2 separate regions of the Homo sapiens genome follow, and region 2 is linked to region 1. Evidence: read pairs that join two places in POLR2A ChIA-PET (ENCODE). Cell type or tissue: PC-9. All regions are shown on one strand. Each heading gives the region's core, and the rest is flanking DNA. Links, peaks and the distances in the headings are about the cores only. Region 1 overlaps TXN (thioredoxin). Region 2 overlaps PALM2AKAP2 (PALM2 and AKAP2 fusion).

What was found. Peaks named below come from ENCODE experiments on the same cell type or tissue, not always from the same donor. Only the 100,000 strongest peaks of a DNase experiment are listed, where the experiment ranks them.
Region 2: POLR2A ChIA-PET joins it to region 1 with 10 read pairs; 4 of 35 experiments call an interaction of 5 or more read pairs at or near these places.

The regions. Positions count from the first base shown.
Region 1 is chr9:110,243,246-110,255,259 of GRCh38, forward strand. TXN (thioredoxin) reads right to left here. Exons shown (of 5, transcript NM_003329.4): 2 at 8,113-8,217; 3 at 7,575-7,634; 4 at 1,533-1,598; 5 at 565-974. The coding sequence ends at 912. Among named protein-coding and RNA genes, the nearest start is that of TXN, 7.3 kb to the right of the region's middle. In PC-9, for the core only: no CTCF peak of the experiment used is centred there; a DNase peak (open chromatin) is centred at 5,326; H3K4me3 peaks cover 849 bases; H3K27ac peaks cover 1,855 bases.
Region 2 is chr9:110,034,778-110,046,791 of GRCh38, forward strand. All of the region lies in intron 7 of PALM2AKAP2 (PALM2 and AKAP2 fusion), which reads left to right. Among named protein-coding and RNA genes, the nearest start is that of C9orf152, 170 kb to the right of the region's middle. In PC-9, for the core only: no CTCF peak of the experiment used is centred there; no DNase peak of the experiment used is centred there.

The DNA.
Region 1 (12,014 bases), core at 1,238-9,237:
TTACTCAGATTGTTGCACTGAGGGCAATGTAGTAGTTAAAGGCACATATTCTGGTACCAGACTTCTTTGGTTCAAATCCCAGCTCCTCCAATGACTAGTTGTGATGCTGGGGAAATTACCACCCTTTGTCTGTTTCCTCACAGGTAAATGGGGATTATAGTGTCTATATCTAATAGGATTGTTACAAAGATTAAGTGAATTAATAGAAAGATGATACCTGGCATATGATAATTCTGCTCTTCATTATTATGTAAACTCAAAAAGTTTCTTCAAACCCCCAACCCCTTACTGTGCTTAGAACACAAGAAACAATGTTCTTTGAATGATATAAGTAATAATTTCCCACAACTTTTACCACTCAAGACAGAACCTATGTCTGGCCTATACAACTAGACTTTCTCAGATACTTCGAGGAGAATCAAGATCCGATCCTCGTGGCAAAACAAACAAACAAAACGAACAAGTCCTTCATGAGTGGACATCAATTTTGGTCATGCTGATCTTTTGGAGAGCATAGAGGATTCACCTGCTAAAACAGAGAATGCTATTTTCTCTGTCAAAAGATAACAAATAACAACATACTACTTTATTACCTGCATTGCCCCCAACAAGAGATTTTTGTAGCAATACATTAAGGTAGCAATAATAATTTTTAAAATCTTAAAATAATCAGTGGCCTACAAGGTTACTAAAAAGTGATTGAGAATATAGGAAAATACATTAAATGACCATTTCACATTTATTTTGAAAGCTATTCAGACATGAGACGGTTTTAAAAAGTGTTAGCATTAATGTTTTATTGTCACGCAGATGGCAACTGGGTTTATGTCTTCATATTTTATATTTTTGTAAATTAAAAAAATTACAAGTTTTAAATAGCCAATGGCTGGTTATATTTTCAGAAAACATGATTAGACTAATTCATTAATGGTGGCTTCAAGCTTTTCCTTATTGGCTCCAGAAAATTCACCCACCTGTTAAGAGAATATTGAATTGACATTAGACGTAGCACTGTAGCACTGTTTTATACATAAAATATGTATAAATATGTATTTATATATATACATATACATATGTATATATATACATATGTATAAATATGTATTCAGCATAGAATGAAGGAAGAATAGGGGTGGAGGGAAAAAGAAGTATAATCTTATTTAAAGTAAACTTCCCTGAATAACATACAGTTCATTTAAGTTATAAACAAAGAAAAAATATCAAGAGAAAAGTCAAAAGGCTCAAGTACAAATTTTCTTTTACACAATACTTAACAACAAATGAACTGCCCAAGTCTAAGAAATTCTATGTGCTTTATGATATAAATAGGACTAGTTCTAGGAAAGATTGATTTTCAGTTAGCTGTCACATTATGTACTTAAGCCAATGAATTTTGGCATATTTAAAAATTCTTAAAAGCAGAACTTGGTGATATGCCTCAATCTTTAAAGGGAACATCACTCCAGTGATTTATTCACTTATACTGGGTTTCCTATTGCCCAGTTAGAGTTTTAAAGGTCAGATGTACGTACCTTTTGTCCCTTCTTAAAAAACTGGAATGTTGGCATGCATTTGACTTCACACTCTGAAGCAACATCCTGGTAGGGAAAGTAGCAAAGGGAGAGGATTAAATACAAGACTGCGAGTACTGAGCTTTGACAGAAGTAATCCAAAACCAGAAACTTTTCCCTGTCATGTACCCCACATTTCCGCATGAGGACATTTTTCAGCATATGAAAATTAATATAATGAATATAATGGCATTACAAAAGCCAAACCGGTTATATTCTCAATGAAGAAGTTTTATTAATATTTACTTCCTTTGACGGGCACATTAACAGGCAGAATGTTCAGAATGTTACTAGCATCAGATACTCCAGCGATCCAATATGCTCTTTAATCCAATCAAATTTTCAACTATTTTAAGTATCATACAAAGAAGCAACAAAAAATTCTGCTACAATTGGACTCAGTATGATAATCTTAACTATTCCTCAGAACTAGTACCTCTTATTTCTTGCTCATAATTTTTCCAGTTTTATTATGAAGGCAGAGTACACAGAATGATTATATAAAGGCTAAAAAGTCTAAAAAAATAAAAATCAATTGTTCAAGAACAAAATAATAGTAATCTAAAGGAATAACCCCACACTGGGTTTACTGATTATTATTATTTTTGAGACAGGGTCTGGCTGTGTCACCCAGGCTGGATGGAATGCAGGGGCATAGTCTCAGCTCACTGCAATCTCCACTTCCCAGACTCAAGCCATCCTCCCTCCTCAGCCTCCCCAGTAGCTGGGACTACAGGCACACGCCACCACACCTGGCTAATTTTGTGTGTGTGTGTGTATATATATACACACACACACACACTATATATATATATATATATATATATATATATATATATTTTTTTTTTTTTTTTTTTATAGGGACAAGGTCTCTCCATGTTGCCCAGGCTGGTCTCAAACTCATGAGCTCAAGTGATCCACCTTCCTCGGGCTCCCAAAGTGCTAGGATTACAGGTGTGAGCCACCACACTCAGCCTCCTGCTTATTTTTAATTAAAAACTGATTTGTGAGGCCAAGGCCGGTGGGTCACCTGAGGTCAGGAGTTCGAGACTAGCCTGGCTAACACGGAGAAACCCCATCTCTACTAAAAATACAAAAATTAGCCAGGTGTGGTGGCACACATCTGTCATCCCAGCTACTCAGGAGGTTGAGACAGGACAATTGCTTGAACCTGGGAGGCGGAGGTTGCAGTGAGCTGAGATCATGCCACTGTATTCCAGCCTGGGCGACAGAATGAGACTATCTCGGGAGGAAAAATAAAAAGACTTTGTGAATTCTCAAACCTTGCTGCAGTATCAGAATTACCTGAGGGGTACTACAAGTTTCCCCATCAACCCCATCTTAAACCATTACAGTTAAAGTCGGGCTTCAGGTGACTCTGATGCTCTAACCTTTGAAAGCCATCCTACTAAGAAAATCGACAAATTCCTAACATCGCAAATTGGGCTAGTTGATCCGTATTTTCTCCTCTCCTAGAAGTGGCTGTTACCACAGCTAAAGATTTTTCTACAGCTCAAAGGTAATTGAAGTAACACACATTCCTCAACTGTGGAATGCTAAATGAGAACTCTTATAATACCCCATGCTCAACACATTGTTCATGCTATAAGAGGGCAAGGTTTGGAGGACAATACCACGAAACTGGTTTGGTTTGGAGCCCAATAGAGATTGAAAATGTCAGCCAGGCACTCAAAAGAGGACTGGGAAAGAAATATAGAACCACTCAGCACCTAAGCAGCAAAAGCTACACAGGACAGCAAGCGAGCAGGCAGGACTGTTGATAACCAAATCACGGAAACCAACGGAGAATTCTCAAGGGGAAGAAAGGCCAGCTACAAACACTATGACGACCTCTAGGATGGTGGGTGGCACTACTGTTGAGGAGTTCTTTCTAGGTAATCTTTACTTTTTCTTTTAATGCTGGACACCTGCTGAGCATGAAAGTACAGGTTCCAGTAAGAGGCACAAGGACAGTAATGGCTGGAATAAAAATGGTGAATGTTTATTGAATGCATACTATTGAAAACTCACTCCAAGTAAGGGTCAGAGGGAGGTTACCATTTATAAAATAAGTATCATAACCCTGTTGGCTGTCAGAGAAATAAGGTTGGTCTATCATTTTCAAAAGGGCTACTACTCATACTTTTCTATCAATCTATGGAGGCAAAGTTAAAGTTCCTCAGTTTGTCAGAGGGTCACTTCAAGGTTTTAAAAGACACTTTCAGGCCAGGCACGGTAGCTCATGCCTCTAATCCCAGCACTTTGGGAGGCCAAGACGGGTGGATCACTTGAGGTGAGGAGTTCGAGACCAGCCTGGCCAACATGGCAAAATGCTGTCTCTACTAAAAAGTTGAAATTTAGCCTGGTGTGGTAGCGGCTGCCTGTAGTCCCAGCTACTCAGGAGGCTGAGGCAGAAGAATCGCTTGAACCCGGGAGGTGGAGGTTGCAGTGAGCAGAGATGGTACCACTGCACTCCAGCCTGGGTGACAGAGTGAGACTCTGTCTCAAAAAAAAAAAAAAAAAAGATACATTCAGGGTGATCAGGGTGCACCAAGCAGACATGAAGGAGGAGCTCTGTCATACGGAAGTCCTCGAGTGCTTTGCACACCTATAGTAATGCACCATATAACATTTAGATCGACAACAGATTGCATATATGTGGTGGTCCCATAAGATTATAATGAAGTTGAAAAATTCCTCTCACCTAGTGATGGGTTAATGTCATAGCCCATCGCATTAGCTGGTGCAAACAAATCTGCGCTGCAATTACATACAAAGTATACCACTACAGACTGCTTTACCTGCGGAATAGCCATTCTTTTGTTCCTTTACTTTCTTAATAAACTTGCTTTCACTTAAAAAAGCATATCACTACAATTATGGACAGTATATACTACTTGATAATAAACACCCACGTTACTGGTTTTTGTATTTACTTTAATTTCATTATTAATTTAGAGTGTACTCCTACTTATTTTTTTAAAAAGACAGTTACTATACAACAGGCTCAGGCAGGCCCTTCAGGAAGCATTCCAGGAGAAGGCACTGTTATCATAGGAGATGAAAGGTCCATGCATGTTACTGTCCCTGAAGACCTTTCTGTGAGACAAGATGTGGGGATGGGAGACAGTGATACTGATGATCCTGACCCTGTGTTGGTCTAGGCTAATGTATGTGTTTGAATCTTAGTTTGTAACAAAAAGTTTAAAAAGTCTTTTTAAAAAAAGCTTATAGACTAAGGATATAAAGAAAATATTTTTGTAGAGCTGTACAATGCATTCGTGTTTTAAGCTAAGTGTTATTACAAGAGTTAAAGAGTTAAAAAAATAAAAAAACTATAAAGTAAAAAAGTTACAATAAATTTATTGCTGAAAAAAGAAATTTTAAAAATAAAATTTGTAAGCATACAGTGTTTATAACGTCTACAGGTTCTAGGCCTTCACATTCACTCACCACCCACTCACTGACTCGCCCAGAGCACCTCTCAGTCCTGCAAGTCCCGTTTATGGCAAGTACCTTATAAAGGCATACCATTTTTTAATCTTTCATATCATGTTTTCACCATACCTTTTCTATGTTTAGATACACAAATACTTACTGTTGTGTTATAACTGCCTACAGTATTCAGTACAGTAACATGCCTTACCTGTTTGTGGCCTAGGAGCAACAGGCTTTACCACATAGCCTAGGTGTACAGGAGGCTATGCCATCTAGGTTGTGTAAGTACACTCTATGTGTGCACAACAAAATTGCCTAACATTTCTCAGAAAGTATCCTCATCATTAAGTGATGCATGACTGTACTTCCTAAAGGCAGTAAGAAGACCTGTCCTCAGTACAGTATGGTGCATTGGTCTGCCTCAAGAGACTGACTTTACCTTCTGTGCTGCAGTGCCATTACCTGTTCAATGAGGGTGCTAATAAAAAATACTCGTATAGTTATCGTGAGGATTAAATGACATAGTGCATGCAAAGGGCTTATCATGGCATCTGGCACCTATTATTGCTTTCAAATAAAAATCAAGGCCGGGCGTGGTGGATAATCCCAGCACTTTGGGAGGCCGAGGTGGGTGGATCACCTGAAGTCAGGAGTTCGAGACCAGCCTGACCAACATGGTGAAACCCCGTCTCTACTGGGGTTTTAATTTTGTAAAAATACAAAATTAGCCAGGCATGGTGGTGCATGCCTGTAATCCCAGCTACCCAGGAGGCTGAGACAGAGGATTGCTTAAACCCGGGAGGCAGAGGTTGCAGTGAGCCGAGATCATGCCACTGCACTCCACCCCAGGTGACAGAGTGAACTCCATCTCAAAAAAAAAAAAAAAAAAAAAAAAAAAAAAAAAATCAAGTTGCTATCTGATAGGATCAGTGGCAGTTAGAATTTCTCTATTCCAGGTGCAATTTTCCCCTAGCTAAATTGACCTTAATAAGACTAAGTTTGATTAAAACAAGGGATAAGGATTTTTCACAAAAATGCAATTACACTCTTTTTAAAAAAAAAAAAACAACTCTGGGACACATCTAGAATAGTAACTTAACAACCATATCACATTCATCATTCATTCATTCCACACCTATACTACATGCAAGGCAGGTGTGCTAGGTGAAGGGGCAACCAACGTGAATTAAGACAGGGTCTCTGATCCTAGGAATCTACTGAGACTAATGGTAAAGGACAGACATAAAGATCATTATAATAATTGCCAAGATTCACTGGGTACTTAGGGCACACAAGGCGGTAAGTGGAGAAGGGGTGAAGCTCATGACAAGGAGTTAGTCAGGTAGGAAAGGAAAGGACAGGCCAGATGGAGAAGACAGCACAAGCCAAGGCAGGGGTTGCCCAAGGCACAGAGTCAAAAACTGGCTAAGAATACACAATCTGGGGTTGTTGCGCCCTCCCATGTTTAGAGAGCACTGCCATATGCCTGTTTTAAGTGACCCTTCACCCTTTATTGGATATTCCATGTTTGCTCAATGAATAAGCAACCTTGGGAGGTTGATGGGGCAGGTCTTAAGGCTCAAGGAAGAGGAGTGACTGGCCTAAGCAGATGCTAGTGAGCCAGGACTGGAAGCCAGGTCCAGCGCCTCTGTTGCCACACTGCACCCTTCCCCCATCGCCTTTCCTTCTCCACTAGGGCTAAGTGAAAATGCTCACATATCTGTAAAGGGCCCCGAAGTGATACCTCCTCAACCCGCTCTCCTAGGTCTGTGGTCATGTGCTAAGCACCCGATCTACACCCACAAGACAGAGCATCCTCCGATGGGTAGTGCTTAAGGTCAAGGGCTGGGAAGCCAGACCACTTCATTTTAAATCCTAGTTCAGCCACATACTCACTGAAACTTCATGAACAACCTCTGTGTTTCAGTTTTCTCATCTATAAAATGGGGATGATAACAGCACTCAGGATTAAATGAACTGATACTTAAAAACCACCCAGAACAGTGCCTGGTATATACCTAGTGCAAAACAAGTATTTGTTAAATACAACCAACCCTGGAATTTCTTCCAAATTATTCTCTCAGGTACCTTGGTGTTTATTTGTTAAAACATTTGTGGTTTCTAATTGACTAAAATCAACCAAGACTAGAATAGGCTTGCAAATGCAGGTTCTCATGCTACTGCAAGTTCACAAAGAGCCCTACAAGCGGTCTCATAATTTGGTGACTCCATCAAGCCTATGGATGTAATGATCATAGCTAAATTCAATCTCCATTTATTGCACATCTCAGAGTGTAAAGTAGAATGTAGGGTTTTAGAAAGGTGGGTGGCCGATAAGATTCAGAAGTCTCACTCATTTATTTTTGTTTACTTTAGGATGTGATATACAGCTCCCGATAGCTAGGATTAAGCTCCTAACTTGCCTGCTCTTCTGAGATAGAACTTTTTAGATAGGATTACAGTTCTAGAATTATTTGACATATTTATGGAAAAAAGCACTGTGCAATTCAGAGAAAAAGGCCAATGTGAAAAGCTCAGCAGTATCTCATATTTCCAGCTACATACCTGACAGTCATCCACATCTACTTCAAGGAATATCACGTTGGAATACTTTTCAGAGAGGGACTGGAAAATTTAAAATGAAAAATCCAAAAAGATTTAGAACTAGGTAATGGCAATCAACATACCCAAGCTTCTTAAATGGAAACTTAATAAAAGTAGAGACTAATTAAAGATCCAAAAATTTAGATCTTTGGAGACATAGATCTAAGAGACATAAATTTTCTCTAAATCAAATTTTTCTTAGTATAAAACAGCTTGGCATATCAAATTCTGAGGCTGGGATTTCAAATAAGGCCCATGTTTCAATGTGGGGAAAAAAAGAACTATTTAAGACAAAATTAACTTCTAAAATTTGTTTTCAATGGGCTACATGTATCAAACCTAAATTATTTGTTATACTACTACTTTTAGACCAAAGATCCAGCCAAAGAAATCCCCCCACCGAAACCAAAATCCTTTAACTGTCTTTCTTTCCTACCACTGTGACCACCAACTCAAAAAACACAAATCTCTTACAAAGCAGACATTGTTTAATACTCACATGAAAGAAAGGCTTGATCATTTTGCAAGGCCCACACCACGTGGCTGAGAAGTCAACTACTACAAGTTTATCACCTGCAGCGTCCAAGGCTTCCTGAAAAGCAGTCTAACAGCAAAAGAAAAGCTTATATTAAATAAATAGTTAAATATTAAACCTTCAAAAGAAAGACTCGACACAATGACACAAAGCACATTCTGGAGGTCCTCCTTTCAGGACCTACTTTTTAGCCAAAAAAAAAAAAAAAAAAAAAAAAAAATCCCCAAACAAGCCAAATAAAACTCAGTTTGAAGAAATTCTATACATTGTTGGTAGTGTTACTTGATAAGATGAAACAAGATATGTGTAGAGTATACTGACATTCTCTTCATAACTATTTTATAAAATATTGTGAACTGGCTATTTTTTCTCTACACCAAACAAAAGGAAAATAAAAATAGACATTTGTATTAAAAATGTTTCCATGTCAAGGCTAGGTATATGGTAGACATTCATTAAACACTTATGGATTATGAAAGGGGTCACTTGAAGTCACAAAGGCATAGGATTTTGCAATTGAAACATCACAAGTTACTTAAAGATAAAAGTTGGCTGGGCATGGTGGCTCACACCTGTAATCTCAGCACTTTGGGAGGCCGAGGTGGGCGGATCACTAGGTCAGGAGTTCGAGACCAGCCTGGCCAATATGGTGAAATGCTGTCTCTACTAAAAATACAGAAACTAGCTGGGCGTGGTGGCATATGCCTGTAGTCCCAGCCACTCAGGAGGCTGAGGCAGGAGAATAGCTTGAACTCAGGAGGCGGAGGTTGCAGTGAGCCAAAATTGTGCCACTGCACTCCATCCTGGGCAATAGACGGAGACTCTGTCGCAAAAAAAAAAAAAAAAAAAAAAGCTATGACTTTTGATTAAACTCATTTGTCTATGGTGGACCATACGAAAATCTAAAATTTTTTGAAAAGTCAAGGAAACTCACCTTTCCCAAACCTCAACACTCAGACATCACCGTTGACATAAGCATAATGGGGTTTCCAGAGCTGAGATCACACGTTTACCAACCTTTGATTTTTGCCCTTTATTTTAAAACTATACCCTTGTCATTCATTAAATGAAAGTTTTCGTTCCTCATGAAGGAAATTTTTCATAGATATTATTTTTCATAAGGAATGCTTGTTAAATAAAATTCTCAGTAGAAATGATCAAGAAATCTCTTACCACTAACTTCCCTGAATTATTTACTATCTAGATACTGTAACCCTGGGAACCGAATATTCTAGTTACCAAGGACTCATTTTTGTTTTGTTTTGTTTTTGAGACGGAGTTTCACTTGTTGCCCAGGCTGGAGTGCAAAGGCCTGATCTCGGCTCACAGTAACCTTTGCCTCCGGGGTTCAAGTGATTCTCTTGCCTCAGCCTCCTGAGTAGCTGGGATTACAAGCCTCTGCCACCAGTCCCAGCTAATTTTTGTATTTTTAGTAGAGACAGAGTTTCGCCATGTTGACCAGGCTGGTCTTGAACTCCTGACCTGAAGTGATCCACCCGCCTTGGCCTCCCAAAACAAAGGACTCATTTTAACCACATTAGTACGTTAGTGCTGACCAAACCCAAAAACCAAACCAGAGCAATTAAGATAAATCAAAACATAAACATCTGTATCTGAAATCTAGGTTTTCTTCAAGGAAACAATGCTGGTCAAATAGGTTTAAAAAAAAATGAACATTCCCCGCCCCCCACCGCCACAAGAGGTCTCGTAAAGAAAGAAATCAAATAAATAAAAAACCATAAGATAAAAAACCAAATAAACAAAAAAAAACCCAACAAGAAAACACTAATATGACCTCATGTACTAATAGTTACTTCTCTAGATTTCTAATTTCTACCTCGTTTTTGGGAAAATAATTCACAAATGGTGTTCCTGAGAAAGGTAGGACAACACTTTCATAAATTTTTTAGTTATGCAAATCCCTGAACCCCACCTCTAGAGGTGGAGACATGGGGAGAGCTGCAGCAGGGTACATAGAAGTATAGCAATTGTTTTTCCAAATCATCACTTATTGTTCCAGATCAATTTCATTCAAAGCCTTCCCTAATGTGATTTTCAAGAAAGTTAAACCAGGCATCCTTTATTGCAAGATCCAGGTAAGACAGGAAAAAAGGTCAAGAAATGCCAATGTCTGGTTGAATAGACATTTTTGTTTTTTTAACATGATTAACCCTTATTAAAAACTTGAGATTACTTTCAAGAGGGAAGGTATTTCAAACATACTCAAGGCTTTTCCAAAACAGTTCTGAATCAAATTTAAGCACAAGTACCTAAAATTCTGAAAAGAGGCACGCAACAATAACTTTTAGCCTAACTGAACATGAGTTACACCCCACGTATGTGCAGGCTTCATGTACAAATTCTCTTCTGATACTTCTAAACGGGTATCAGCTTGAAAATTATTCAAGATTGTATTACTAAGAAGAAATCACAATTTCTAGCTCCCAGAAACTAACAGGATTAATAAATGTCTCCATCACTGACACCAATAATCTGGGGGAAGCAGAACAGTGTAGTTGGGGTAAATAGGAGCAAGAGTCTAAGATCTCGTTGCCTCAACATACCTACTCTGAGGGTAATAAGTGTGAGTGGTTTCTGAAGTACTTAGCCAAGTGCCTTGTAGATGGGAGTTCAATAAATGGTAGGTGTCATTTTTTTTAAAAGTGTTTATTTCTTCCTCATCACATTTACAGTCAATTATTCCATTCCTCTCTGAAATAGATCCCAGTTGGCCCTAAAGCACCAACAGAGTACCTCAGAAACAGAATTGTTCTGAATGGCAAATGGTGCAAATTTAGCCCATTAGGATGAAAATGTAACATGTATTCAACATTTACAAATAACAGGCTGGGCGTGGTGGTTCACGCCTGTAATCCTAGCACTTTGGGAGCCTGAGGTTGGTGGATCACCTGAAGTCAGGAGTTCGAGACAAACCTGACCAACATGGTGAAACCCCATCTCTACTAAAAATACAAAATTACTGGGCATTTTGGCAGCGCATGCCTGTAATCCCAGCTGTGCAGGAGGCTGAGGCAAGAGAATCGCTTGAACTCAGGAGGTGGAGGTTGCAGTGGGCCGAGATCGCGCCACTGTACTCCAGCCAGGGCAACAAGGGCAAAACTCCATCTCGAAAAACAAACTAACAGACAAATAACAATCAAATTAGTGTAACTTTCGATCAATGACTTTGGATTGTTATTTTGAGGATTAATTGATTATCAGGGCCTTTGGGCCCCAGGCTGTAGTGCTTTTTTTAAAGTTCCTGTCACCCTTGTACACCTTTGTCACTGGTAGAGGAGGAAGGTGCTCTGACATGCTCTGACAACTGGGAGGACTAAACTGTGTGCTCCAGAAATCCTAATCAACTTTGTTTGTAGTGTCTGGATTTTGGGACAACTAACATAGACCACTCAAAGGTCTTCTGGCTCAGTGGAGGGGGTTCTTAGCAGTTGGGTTATACTGAGGTTGCCAGACCCTGGAGAACAGAATCCCAGCCCCACTCCCTTCCCCAGGAATGGATTAATAATTTGTCACACAATAGGTGCTTGGAAAAAAAGTATATGAAAGACAATTCACTACTAAGGATCTTTTCAACACATGAGGGCTGCTAAAATGAGAATCCCACTAAGAAAAAACTGATTGAGAGGAAGATAAAAGATGACAGTGGCAATCAACATATGAGGAAAAAACACTGAGAGTCAATAATAATCAAAGGAACAAAAGGATCGGGGACACATTGCAGACACACTTCTGTTTCCGAAGCCCACCCGGCACCAAACAGGTCAGGGCACCCGAGGCGGGCGAGGACCCGCCCTCCTCTGCTTCCCGCAGGTAGGGAGGGGTAATCGCAGGGTAGGCGCTGGCGA
Region 2 (12,014 bases), core at 1,617-9,616, 210 kb before region 1:
TATTTTTAGTAGAGACGGGGTTTCACCATGTTGGCCAGTCTGGTCTCAAACTCCTGACCTCGTGAACTGCCCTCCTCCGCCTCCCAAAGTGCTGGGATTACAGGTGTGAGCCACCACGCCCGGCTGCCATATATTCTTTGTATAAGTGACAGGTCTGAAAATAGCTGTGTTTATGATTACGGAGTTAAAGGGAAAAGAATGCCATAGCTAATGGGAGAGAAAAATGAAAGGTCAATTGAATTCGCCCATGGTAAATGTTAGAAATTTAAGGGTCAATGTGATCCTTTCATATGAAATACTAAGTTCTTGGAATCAACTTACGGGAAAATCTAGTATGTTTAGTGTTTTACAAGTGCTTTTTTTTCTGCCTAAAATTTAAGAAATACTTTACCCAATGTACTAAATATATATGTGTGCATGTGTGTGTGTGTGTATATATATAAAAAATATATATAATATAATATATAATTATATTATATACACACATATATAATATATAATATACATATTGTACATATGTATAATACATATTACATACATATGTATTATATGTATAATACATATTATATATATTATATGTATAATACATATTATATACATATATTATATGTATAATACATATACGTATATAATATGTATAATACATATTATATACGTATATTATGCGTATAATACAGATATATGTATATATATGATATGTTGTGTGTTATATATAACATATATATGATATGTTGTGTGTTATATATAACATATATAGGATATGTTGTGTGTTATATATAACATATATAGGATATGTTGTGTTATATATAACATATATAGGATATGTTGTGTGTTATATATAACATATATAGGATATGTTGTGTGTTATATATAACATATATAGGATATGTTGTGTGTTATATATAACATATATAGGATATGTTGTGTGTTATATATAACATATATAGGATATGTTGTGTGTTATATATAACATATATAGGATATGTTGTATGTTATATGTAACATATATAGGATATGTTGTGTGTTATATGTAACATATATATGATATGTTGTGTGTTATATATAATATATATGATATGTTGTGTGTTATATATAACATATATGATATGTTGTGTGTTATATATAACATATATATGATATATATATTGTTTTGGTGAGTTGGTACTTTTTTTTGTTATTGTTGAGATGGAGTCTTGCTCTGTCGCCCAGGCTCAAGTGCAGTGGCGTGATCTCAGCTCACTGCAAGCTCCACCTCCCGGGTTCATGCCATTCTCCTGCCTGAGCCTCCCGAGAGTACAGGCACCCACCACCACGCCCGGCTAGTTTTTTTGGTATTTTTAGTAGATACTGGGTTTCACCGTGTTAGCTAGGATGGTCTCAATCTCCTGACCTCGTGATCCACCCGCCTTGGCCTCCCAAAGTGCTGGGATTACAGGCGTGAGCCACTGCACCAGGCCCTGTGCTTTGTTTTTTTAAAAGAAACTTCCTAGAAACCCTGATCAAGTGGGAGTTTTTTTGAACCCGTTAATAAGAACACTTTATTGTAATGAAAATAAGAAGTATTTGGGCATGCATCTGATAATTATGTGTTGAATGCCTTCTGAGGGCAATGCTTTGTGCCATGTGTCATGTGCCTGGTGCAGCTTCCACTTCCAATTATGTCTGGAATCTGATTTCACCATTGATGTCACCACTCCACCATTACCATTCTGCTTTCAGCCATTATCATCTCTTGCCCAGATTATTACAATAGCTTCTAAGTGCTCTCCCGGCCACTCCTTTCCCTTTCTGTAACACAGACTCCACCCAGAAACAGCCACAGTGATGTTATAAAAATCTAAACCAAATCAAGTCATTTTTCTGCTTGAAATAATGCAGTGGCTTCTCATCTTATTCAGGAAAATAGGTAATCCAAAGTGCTTATCAAGGTTTGCAAGGACCTTAGGATCTGGCTCACTGCCAGTCTTCTCTCACCCCTCCTTTCTCAGCTCTGAAGTCCTCCTGGCTGCTCCAAACATGATTGCTCAGTGTCCCCACACCTGCTGTTCCCTATGCTCGAATGCTTTTCCCCTTGATGTCTCCCTGGCTCACTTCCTTCCATTCTCCAGGTCTCTGCTCAAATATCACCTCAGTAAAGAGTCTGTTCTTGACCATTACATAAAATAGTACTCACCTCCTACTGCCATCAATATCTATCCCTTTACCCTGTTTTATTTTTCTTTATAACAATTACCGCCTCCTGACACAAAATACATTTCATGTATCTGCATGAGTGAATTCAATTGGCCTTTTATTTTCTTTCCTGTTATCTATGACATTCTTCTCTTGCTTATTGTTTTTCTTACCTCATTGTCCATGCCATATTAGGTTGTAAGCTACATGAACATGGGGACTTTCCTTTTTTTTTTTCCAACAAATATTTTTTGTTGTTTGTTTTTTTGAAACAGAGTTTCACTCTTGTTGCCCAGGCTGGAGTGCAATGGCACGATCTCAGCTCACCGCAACCACAACCTCTGCCTCCTGGGTTCAAGCAATTCTCCTGCCTCAGCCTCCCGAGTAGCTGGGATTACAGACATGCGCCACCACGCCCAGCTAATTTTGTATTTTTAGTAGGGACGGGGTTACTCCACGTTGGTTAGGCTGGTCTCGAACTCCCGACCTCAGGTAATCCACCCACCTTGGCCTACCAAAGTGCTGGGATTACAGGCGTGAGCCACCGCACCCGGCTTCAACAACAAATATTTAATGAGCACCTACTCTATGCCAAGCTCTAGGCATCTAGAAATTAACAAAAGAGACCAGGTCTTGTACTTATGTAGATTACACTTCAGTAGGGTGAGATAGACAAGAAACAAGCAAGTAAATACTATCATATGAAAGATGGTGATTAATGCTCTGGAGAAAAATCAGAATGCTGTAGAATATGGGATGATTTGGTTAGGGCTAAAAGGATGACCTGTCTTTAACAAGGTAGGCAAGACTATAGGAGGAGCAGGTTTTGAGAGGAAATTAAGAATTTGCAATATACTTGTTAATTTAAAAATGCCTTCTAGGCATCCCGTGGAGAGGTTAAGTATGAGTCTGGAGTTCCATGGAGAAAATAAGCTGACATATAAATTTGGGATTCACCTGTGCACAGCCATTGACTGGATGAGATCACAGAGAGAATGGCCTGAGGGATAGAAGGGATCAAGCCCAAGTCATTGCTCATCCCAAATTAAAGATTTGTAAAATGAGAACGAACCTTAAAAGAGGACTAAGAAAGAATGGTCAGTGAGACTGGGCACAGTCGCTCATGCCTATAATCCTAGCACTTTGGAAGGCCCTCAAGGTGGCAGGATCGCTTGAGCCCAGGTGTTTGAGACTGGCCTGGGCAGCATAGCAAGACCTCCCTCTCTACAAAGAACAAAAAAATTAGCCAGGTGAGGCAGCACACACCTGTCATCCAAGGCTGAGGTGGGAGGATTGCTTGAGCCCGGCAGGTCAAGGCTGCAGTAAGCTGTCATTATACCATTGCACTCCAGCCTGGGTGACAGAGTGACCCTGTCTCAAAAACAAACAAACAAACAAACAAACAAACAAAAAACAAAAAGGTCAGAGAGCACTGAGGAGAATCAAGAAACAGTTGTGAAAGCCAAATGAAGAAAGCAGTTTAAATGTGACTGACTGACTGATGGCCTGTGTTAAATCCTGGTGAAAGATCAGGTCGGGTGAGTTTGGAGAAATGACCACTGGGTTTGGCAACCTCAAGGTCACTGATGACTTTGACAAGTGCTGTCTTGGTGAAAAAAACATCTCTTTTAAGAACTTTTGCTTTGAGGGGAAACAGGGAATTGAGGTGGTAGGATCAAGAGAATTTCTCTTAAAAAAATTATTGTAGGCTGGGCATGGCGGCTCATACCTGTAATCCTAGGACTTTGGGAGGCTGAGGTGGGCAGATCACCTGAGGTCAGGAGTTCGAGACTGGCCTGTCCAACATGGTGAAACCCCGTCTCTACTAAAAATACAAAAAAATTACCTGGGCCTGGTGGAGGGCGCTTGTAATCCCAGCTACTTGGGAGGCTGAGGCAGGAGAATTGCTTGAACGTGGGAGGCAGAGGTTGCAGTGAGCCGCGATTGTGCCACTCCAGCCTGGCAACAAGAGCAAAACTCGGTCTCAAAAAAAAAAAAAAAAATTATTGTCCTAGAAAACACTAATAACGTTGGCCTGGTGTGGTAAACCAGCAATTTGAGAAGCCAAGGCGGGGAATTGCTTGAGCCCAGGAGTTCAAGACCAGCCTGTGCAACATGGGGAAAGCTTGTCTCTACAAAAGATACAAAAATTAGCCAGGCATGCTGGCACATGCCTATAGACCCAGCTACGCAGGAGGCTGAGGTGGGAGGATCACTCGAGCCCAGGAAGTTGAGGCTGCAGTGAGCCATGATCATGCTACTGCACTCCAGCCATAGTGACAGAGTGAGACCCTCTCTCAATAAATAAATAATTTTAAAAAGAAAATTCATAATATACAATCTATCCTCTTAAAGTGTTCATTTAGTACAGTATTATTAACTGTGAGCACAAGAAAAATTTTTTTTGATAGAAGAAATCACAGCATATTTGATAAAGTGAAAGAAAATTCATGTTTTGGGAAGGATAAAATTGCTGGAACAATGTCCTAGAGGAGATAAGAAGGGAGGGATGGCGAGGCTGAGCGATTTTCCTAAGGTCACATAGCCAGTAAGTGACAGGTCAGGATTCCAATCCAGGTCTTCTGGCTCTCTGTTTTTTACTGACATTTTGCTATACCGTAAAATGAGAAAAATGGCTTGGGCAACATGTAACTTTCCTCCTAGTTCTAACTTTCATGTCTCTAACATTTTGATATGCCTTCACCCATCCCAAGCATGTAAAGAAAATTCCGAAGTCAAACATAGTAGCAGCAGCAGCAGCAGCAGCACCTATCTGAACCCACAGTTCTCGTCTAGGTGCTCACCTATCTCATCTCAACCACTCTATGAATTGCTTAGCAGTCAGCACTTGGACTCATCAACGCCTGAGCCCTCTGTGGGAATCACAAACTGTTTCTGATACCTGGCAGCTTTACTCATTTATGTTATCTGTCTGGCTTCCTAAGGTATTTGAGTTTGCAATGCTTGCTCCTAAAATTAACTAGGCAGTGGTCTAACAAGAAAAGGAAGGAAGGGAGGGAGGGAAGGAAGGAATGAAGGAAGGAGAGAAGGAAGGAAGACAGGAGAATACAAAGAAAGGAAGTACAAATGAAGGAAGGAAGGAGAGGAGAAGAGAGGAGAGGGAGAGGGAGCTATAAAGAAGGTATTTACTTAATGAGTTGGAAAATCTTCAAAAACAATATGGGTATAGGTACTTTAGTTGATTGTATTATAAGCTATTGTGGTTTCTAAAGTGATTTTATGTTGGCCATGGTCCCAATCCAACAGAGGCTTTTAATATGCTATAGAAGCTATTATTATTCTCCGTATTTAAATGATCTTAACACCTTATAATCGTAATAGTTACTTAGAGAAGTAATTAATTTATTCTGTGTATATAAACATAATATGCCTTCATAATATTGTCCCATCATCTTCAGTGAAGTTTACGTTAATGCTAGGAAAGCCATTTAATATGTTCAGTATACTAGAAGGAAAAAGCCCATTTCTCAGTGGATAGTTCTCAATACTAAAACATTTGACAAGCAAATCAAGACTACCGCAAAGACTATCTCTGAGAGAATCAGAATTCTTAAAACTTAAAATCTCAAGATTTGGTCTTTTTCCCCCTAATATGACTGGAAAATCTTATGGTTCTTCCCTTAAATTAACAGCCTGTGCTTAAAAGTTCTGAGGGAAACACTTGCAAATTACTAGGAAAATGTTACAGTCGTATTTTTTTTAACAAAAACTAAGAAATAATTTCCTGTTTTATCCAAAATTGAAAAGAAGTTAAGCACCACTGGAAAAGAAAAATACATTTGCATCTAAAACACAGGTCCCTAATGAGAAGAAATTCGCTTGGTTGACTCAGTAAGAGCTGTCTTCTGGGACTCCACACTATTGGCACTGTTTTCCAGCATTCTATCTGTGAACAAGCTGTGTACATTCCAAGTATATTAGGCATATTTTATGTTTTCAGTGCCATGCTTAAAGAGTACCTTGTTGTATGCTGTCTCTCTATTACAGCATGAACTCTGGAGTGTTTACTAGATTTTTTAAATGCTTCAGTTGCTAAATGAGATAAAAGTCTCAGCCAAGAACCAAAGAACTTGGACCTCATAGGACTTTGCTCCTGTTTATTATCAAAGTGATACATGGCTACATTCATGTCATTATTCCACAAGATTTGAGGCCTCTGGAATCAAGGTGCCATCTTGCTTTCTTCACCAGGGGACTCTGTCCTCTGGGCTCTTTCTCATTTCCCAACTCTGTGTTTCTCCTACATAGATACCCACTTTTCACTCTTTCCAACACAGGTCTTCCCATGCTGCTTTTTTGTTGTTGAAGATTTTAGTTTTGAATAGTGTTTTTTTTTTTTATTAGTATACTGGTGCCATTTACATGTATATTACAATGGGCAATTTGGGTGGTACAATGTTATGTCAATGTCGAGAAGGCACAGCCCAGCTACAGTCTGGAACACAGTGTAAACAATTCCATGGGGAAATGTTGCTTGGGTTTTGGAATGTTTCTTATGGGTGTTTTAAAATGTCTTTTAAAGAGGCTCAAGCAGCTGCGGTGAATATAATCAGGTCACCATTTCCTTATGTTTAAGGGTTTGGCGGAGGAGAGGCCAAGTGCGAGGATGCAGGGAAAGGAAATAAATGTGGAACAGGCAGGAAAGAAACTTACTTGGGCACAGGAAGCCAGAGACCCTGGAGAGGAAATAAAGGAAAAGCAGGAACCACAAACTAGGCTAAGAACCACAGTAAACACAGTCTGAGAGCCAAGTGTTCTCTTATGACACCATCCCTGTTTCTGTGTTTGGTTCTCTGTCCTTTCTTCAAGTAAGGGCGACTGTGTCCACCTCCGGTGGTTCCCAAATCAGGCTGTCACAGAATCAGATGGAAAGCTTAAGCAAACACAGATTCCTGTGCTCTGGATCACCTAGAGAAAGGAACCTGGAAATTTTCTTTTCTTGTTTTCCAGCTACTCCCAATGTAAGCCAACTTGGAAACAACTAATTTATAACATCTTAAAAGCTGACCACCTTATCTTAGGGAGAGGTCAACCCCTTGGAGAAGAGATGGTTTAGAAGGGTGTTTTTAATTGTATAAAACACAACTATAAGTCAATGCAAACAAGACCATAGACTAACATATGCCAGTCTTGGATGTGCATTCCGAAAGTTGATGGTTAAAATAGTCTATGGGGGCCGGATGCGGTGGCTCAGGCCTGTAATCTCAGCACTTTGGGAGGCCGAAGCTTGCAGATCACCTGAGGTTGGGAGTTTGAGACCAGCCTGATCAACATGGAGAAACCCGGTCTCTACTAAGAATGCAAAATTAGCTGGGCATGGTGGTGTGTGCCTATAATCCCAGCTACTTGGGAGGCTGAGGGAGGAGAATTGCTTGAATCCAGGAGGTGGAGGTTTTGGTGAGCCGAGATTGTGCCATTGCACTCCAGCCTGGCAGTAAGTCTATGGATGGATCATGCCTGCTACAGAAAAGCCAATGATGCTTAATCCAGAGATGACCTTTTTGCCATTAAGTAAGAACCAGAGATCAGTGAGAAATGTCTTACTTTGGAAATCCGTAAACATACAAATCATCCATATGGATGGTGTAAAACCACTAGTTGAGCTAGAGTAAGCAAATGATCTTTGTGGATTCTAGGAATTAATTGACTAAATATCCCATGTCCTCCTGCTTACACTCCTACCAACATAGTATTGGAGGTTGTCTGATGCTCACCCCACTATTTTTATGGATTTTTATCTTGAGGCACAATGGGTTGGGGTTAGTTCTCCTAGACTCTTGTTGTTCTGATTTCCTATTTCTTCTGAATTATTTTTTTAAAATTCTTTTTTAATTTTTGTGGGTACATAGTAGGTGGCATGTAATGTATAAATAATTACATCAGAGTAAATTGGGCATCCATCACCTCCCCAGTATTTTTCTTTTGTGTTACAAACAACCCAATTATAGATTTAGTTATTTTTAAATGTACAATTAAATTATTTTTGACTGTGGTCACCCTGTTGTCCTAGCAAATACTAGGTCTTATTCATTCTTTCTATTTTTTGGTATCCATTAATCATCCCTACTCCTCTGCCTCCCTGCTACCTTTCCCAGCCTCTGATAACCACCCTTCTACCCTCTATCTTCGTGAGTTCATCCTCTGAATTCTTACTTGTTACATCCATTTTGCCTCCTATGCCTGGTCTTCACCCCACACCAACTCACACATAAACCCCTTCCTTCCCTTTGGTGTCCCAGTTTTCAAATGCTGTTATCAGAAGTATAGGGGGTTACAAGAAGTGTTTACATCACAACATAACACTCAAACAACTTTAAAAGTGTATATTAAATATTTTCTTTTGGCCCTCTCTGTGATCTGGAATTTCTTGTTTACTGACTCCTCCCCACCACTCTGGTCTTTCATCCAATTTGAGAGATTTTGTAAACTTCTGAATTCCAAAAATGAATTGCAGGTGCAAGTGTATAAACATTTTCTATCTCTAGAGTTATCACCAAATTATCTTTCAGATTTACCAATTTATTATCAATCTGTATGCCCATCAATAAAGTATAATCACTTGATTTTCATCATTCCCTTGCCAAAAATACATATTTGTATTTTATATATTTACTCATATTGTAGGCAAAAAAAAATTAGTCCAATATTTTACTTGCACTTTTTTAATTATGAAGAGTTTGAGTATCTCTTCACAAGTTCAAGGGTCATTTTTACTTATTTATCTGTAAACTACGTTTTTTTTGGTGTTTTTTTTTTTTTTTTTTTTTTGGAGACAGTCTCTCACTCTGTCACCCTGCTGGAGTGCAGTGGCACGATCATGGCTAACTGTAGCCTTGACCTCCTGGGTCCAAGCAATCCTCCCATCTCAGCCTCCCAAGCAGCTGGGATCACAAGCATGTCACCACACCCCGCTCATTTTTTAATTTTTTGTAGAGATGGGGTCTCACCATGTTGCCCAGGCTGGTCTCAAATTTCTGGGCTCAAGTCATCCTCCCACCTTGGCTTCCCAAAGTGTTGGGATTACAGGTGTGAGCCACCACATCCAGCCCAGGTTTGTTTTTTCTATTAAGGAGTTGGTAGTTTTCTTCAATTTTCTTATTGATTTGCAAAAACTCTTCACATATGAGGAGTAGTAACTCATTGTCATATATGTTGCAAATATTTCCCCCAGTTTGTTTCTTCTCTGAAATTTTCAGTGGTGCATCTGATCCCATGAGGATCCCCCTGGGCTTGGGATTACTGCTAGCTTTTCAGTGAGGTCACCCACTGTTTGGTGGGAAAGCCCCAGGGACATAGAGCTATTTGTTTAGTGTGAGCGAGTCTTTTTGTTTCTGTTGTTGTTTGCTTTTCCTGCTTTTTCTTTTTCTTTCTTTCTTTTTTTTTTTTTTTTTTTTTTTTTGAGATGAAGTCTCCCTCTGTCGCCCAGGCTGAAGTGTAGTGGCCTGATCTCAGCTCACTACAACTTCTGCCTCCAGGGTTCAAGTGATTCTCCTGCCTCAGCCTCCCAAGTAGCTGGGATTACAGGCACCTGTCACCACACCCAGCTAATTTTTGTATTTTTAGTAGAGACGGGGTTGCACCATGTTGGCCAGGCTGGTCTCAAACTACTGACCTCAGGTGATCCACCCGCTTCGGCCTCCCAAAGTGTTGGGATTACAGGCGTGCCACCACACCCGGCCTTCCCTCTTTTTCTTACTTTTTTTTTTTTTTAAATTTTCAGCCAACTTTTATTTTCTGTAGGACATATTTAGCACTTGTGAATTACTCCCAGCTGATACTTTTTGGTCTTTCGCCTTGCTAGGAGGAGGAAATAGTAAATTCCCTTTTATGATGCACTGTCTTGCCCCCACCTTCTGGTTTTCAGATCAGTTCTCTGAGACACTTCTAAGTCTATTTTTCAGCTTCTACTGTTCTCTAAGTTTGGGGGCATGTGTCTACTGCTAGACCATTATTATTTGCTGGATTTAGTTCATTTTGCTCAGTTTGGGGAGAGAGGGAGAAGAGCTTCTCTCAACCTGTATCTAGGCTAACTTCCTCCCCAGAAAGCTGTTCTTTACTTTGTGTGTTTTTCTAGAAAGAACATTCTACTTCTTGGGTCCCCTGGCTCAGGGGTGTAGTTTAAAGTGGGCCAGCAGCATGGGAGAGGCAAAGTGAGTAAAAATGTACACTTAGGCCACAGTGAAAGAAATCTTCATCTCCTCTCCCCCTAAAAAAATTTCCATGGAAGATTTTGTGCCCTTGATGGTATAGGGCCTGTGGGAACATGTAACATTTACACGTTCGAGTTATATTTCTCTCACATAATTAATAGCCATTTATTTTATTCAAATATGCTCCTAAAATACATCTAGGAGAGTAAATATGCTTCTTTTATTATAAAATATTCTCAGCTCTAATAATCATTATTATGTTAACACACGTATGATGTGATGAACCACAAGCAGGCAGTGGGTGATAAAGCTAACCTTGCCCATTGCCAGTGTTTCCCAAACTTTCATGTTTTTAAGAATCATCTGGGAGCTGTTAACGCAGTTTCCTTGGCCCTGCCCCACACATTCTGATTCAATAAAGGTGGAGCCCAGGAATCTGCCTTTCTTTTTTCTTTCTCTTTTTTTTTGATGCAGTCTCTCTCTGTCGCCCAGGCTGGAGTGCAGTGGTGCAATCTCGGCTCACTGCAATCTCTGCCGCCCGTGTTCAAGCGATTCTCCTGCCTCAGCCTCCTGAGTAGCTGGGATTACAGGCTTCTGCCACCACGTCTGGCTAATTTTTGTAGGTTTTTAGTTGAGATGGGGTTTCACCATCTTGGCCAGGCTGGTCTTGAACTCCTGACCTCGTGATCCACCCACCTCGGACTCCCAAAGTGCTGGGATTACAGGCATGAGCTACCACACCCTGCCGGAATCTGCCTTTTTAACAAGCACTATCTGTGGTCTTTAGTACTGGCTTCGAAAAATTCTGGGGCAAGATATCTCAACCTCAGCATTACTGACATTTAGGGCTCAATAATTCTTTGTTGGTGGGGCGCTGTCCTGTAGATGCCAGTAGCAACCCCCCTAATCGTGACAATAAGAAATGTCTCTAGACATTGCCAAAATGTCCCCTGGGGAGTTCAATCACCCTCAATTGGGAACCACTGGCCTAGGAGAAAATAAATGAGAAAATGTTAATTAAAAACAGTGTTTACTTTTGCATGCAGCCATTCATACTCTTGCATGGATTTCATTGAACAAATTAAACAACTATTTCTGAGCATCTGGTATGTACCAAGCCTTTTATATTAAAAATGTTTAATCATGGCTACCTCTTTAATAATTTGGAAGGTGGAAGAAAATGTTCTTATAAATTAATATCTATTAAGCATATATTTTTCCTAAATTAATATTCCTAATAGTTTTCTGAAGAATATTCTAGAACTTTAAAATTAATATTAACAAAGCATTGACGTTGTTTTAGTAAAGAAGCAATTCAGAATAAAGTTGGTATGATTGCTTTACTTTTTTTTTTTTTTTTTTTTTGAGACGGAGTTTCGCTCTTGTTGCCCAGGCTGGAGTGCAATGGCACGATCTCGGCTCACTGCAACCTCTGCCTCCCACGTTCAAACAATTCTCCTGTCTCACCCTCCTGAGTAGCTGGGATTGAAGGCATGCGCCACCACGCTTGGCTAATTTTGTATTTTTAGTAGAGACGAGGTTTCTCTATGTTGGTCAGGCTGGTCTCAAACTCCCGACCTCAGATGATCCGCCCACCTCGGCCTCCCAAAGTGCTGGGATTACAGGCGTGAGCCACTTCACCCGGCCTTGCTTTACTGTTTCTAATAATGA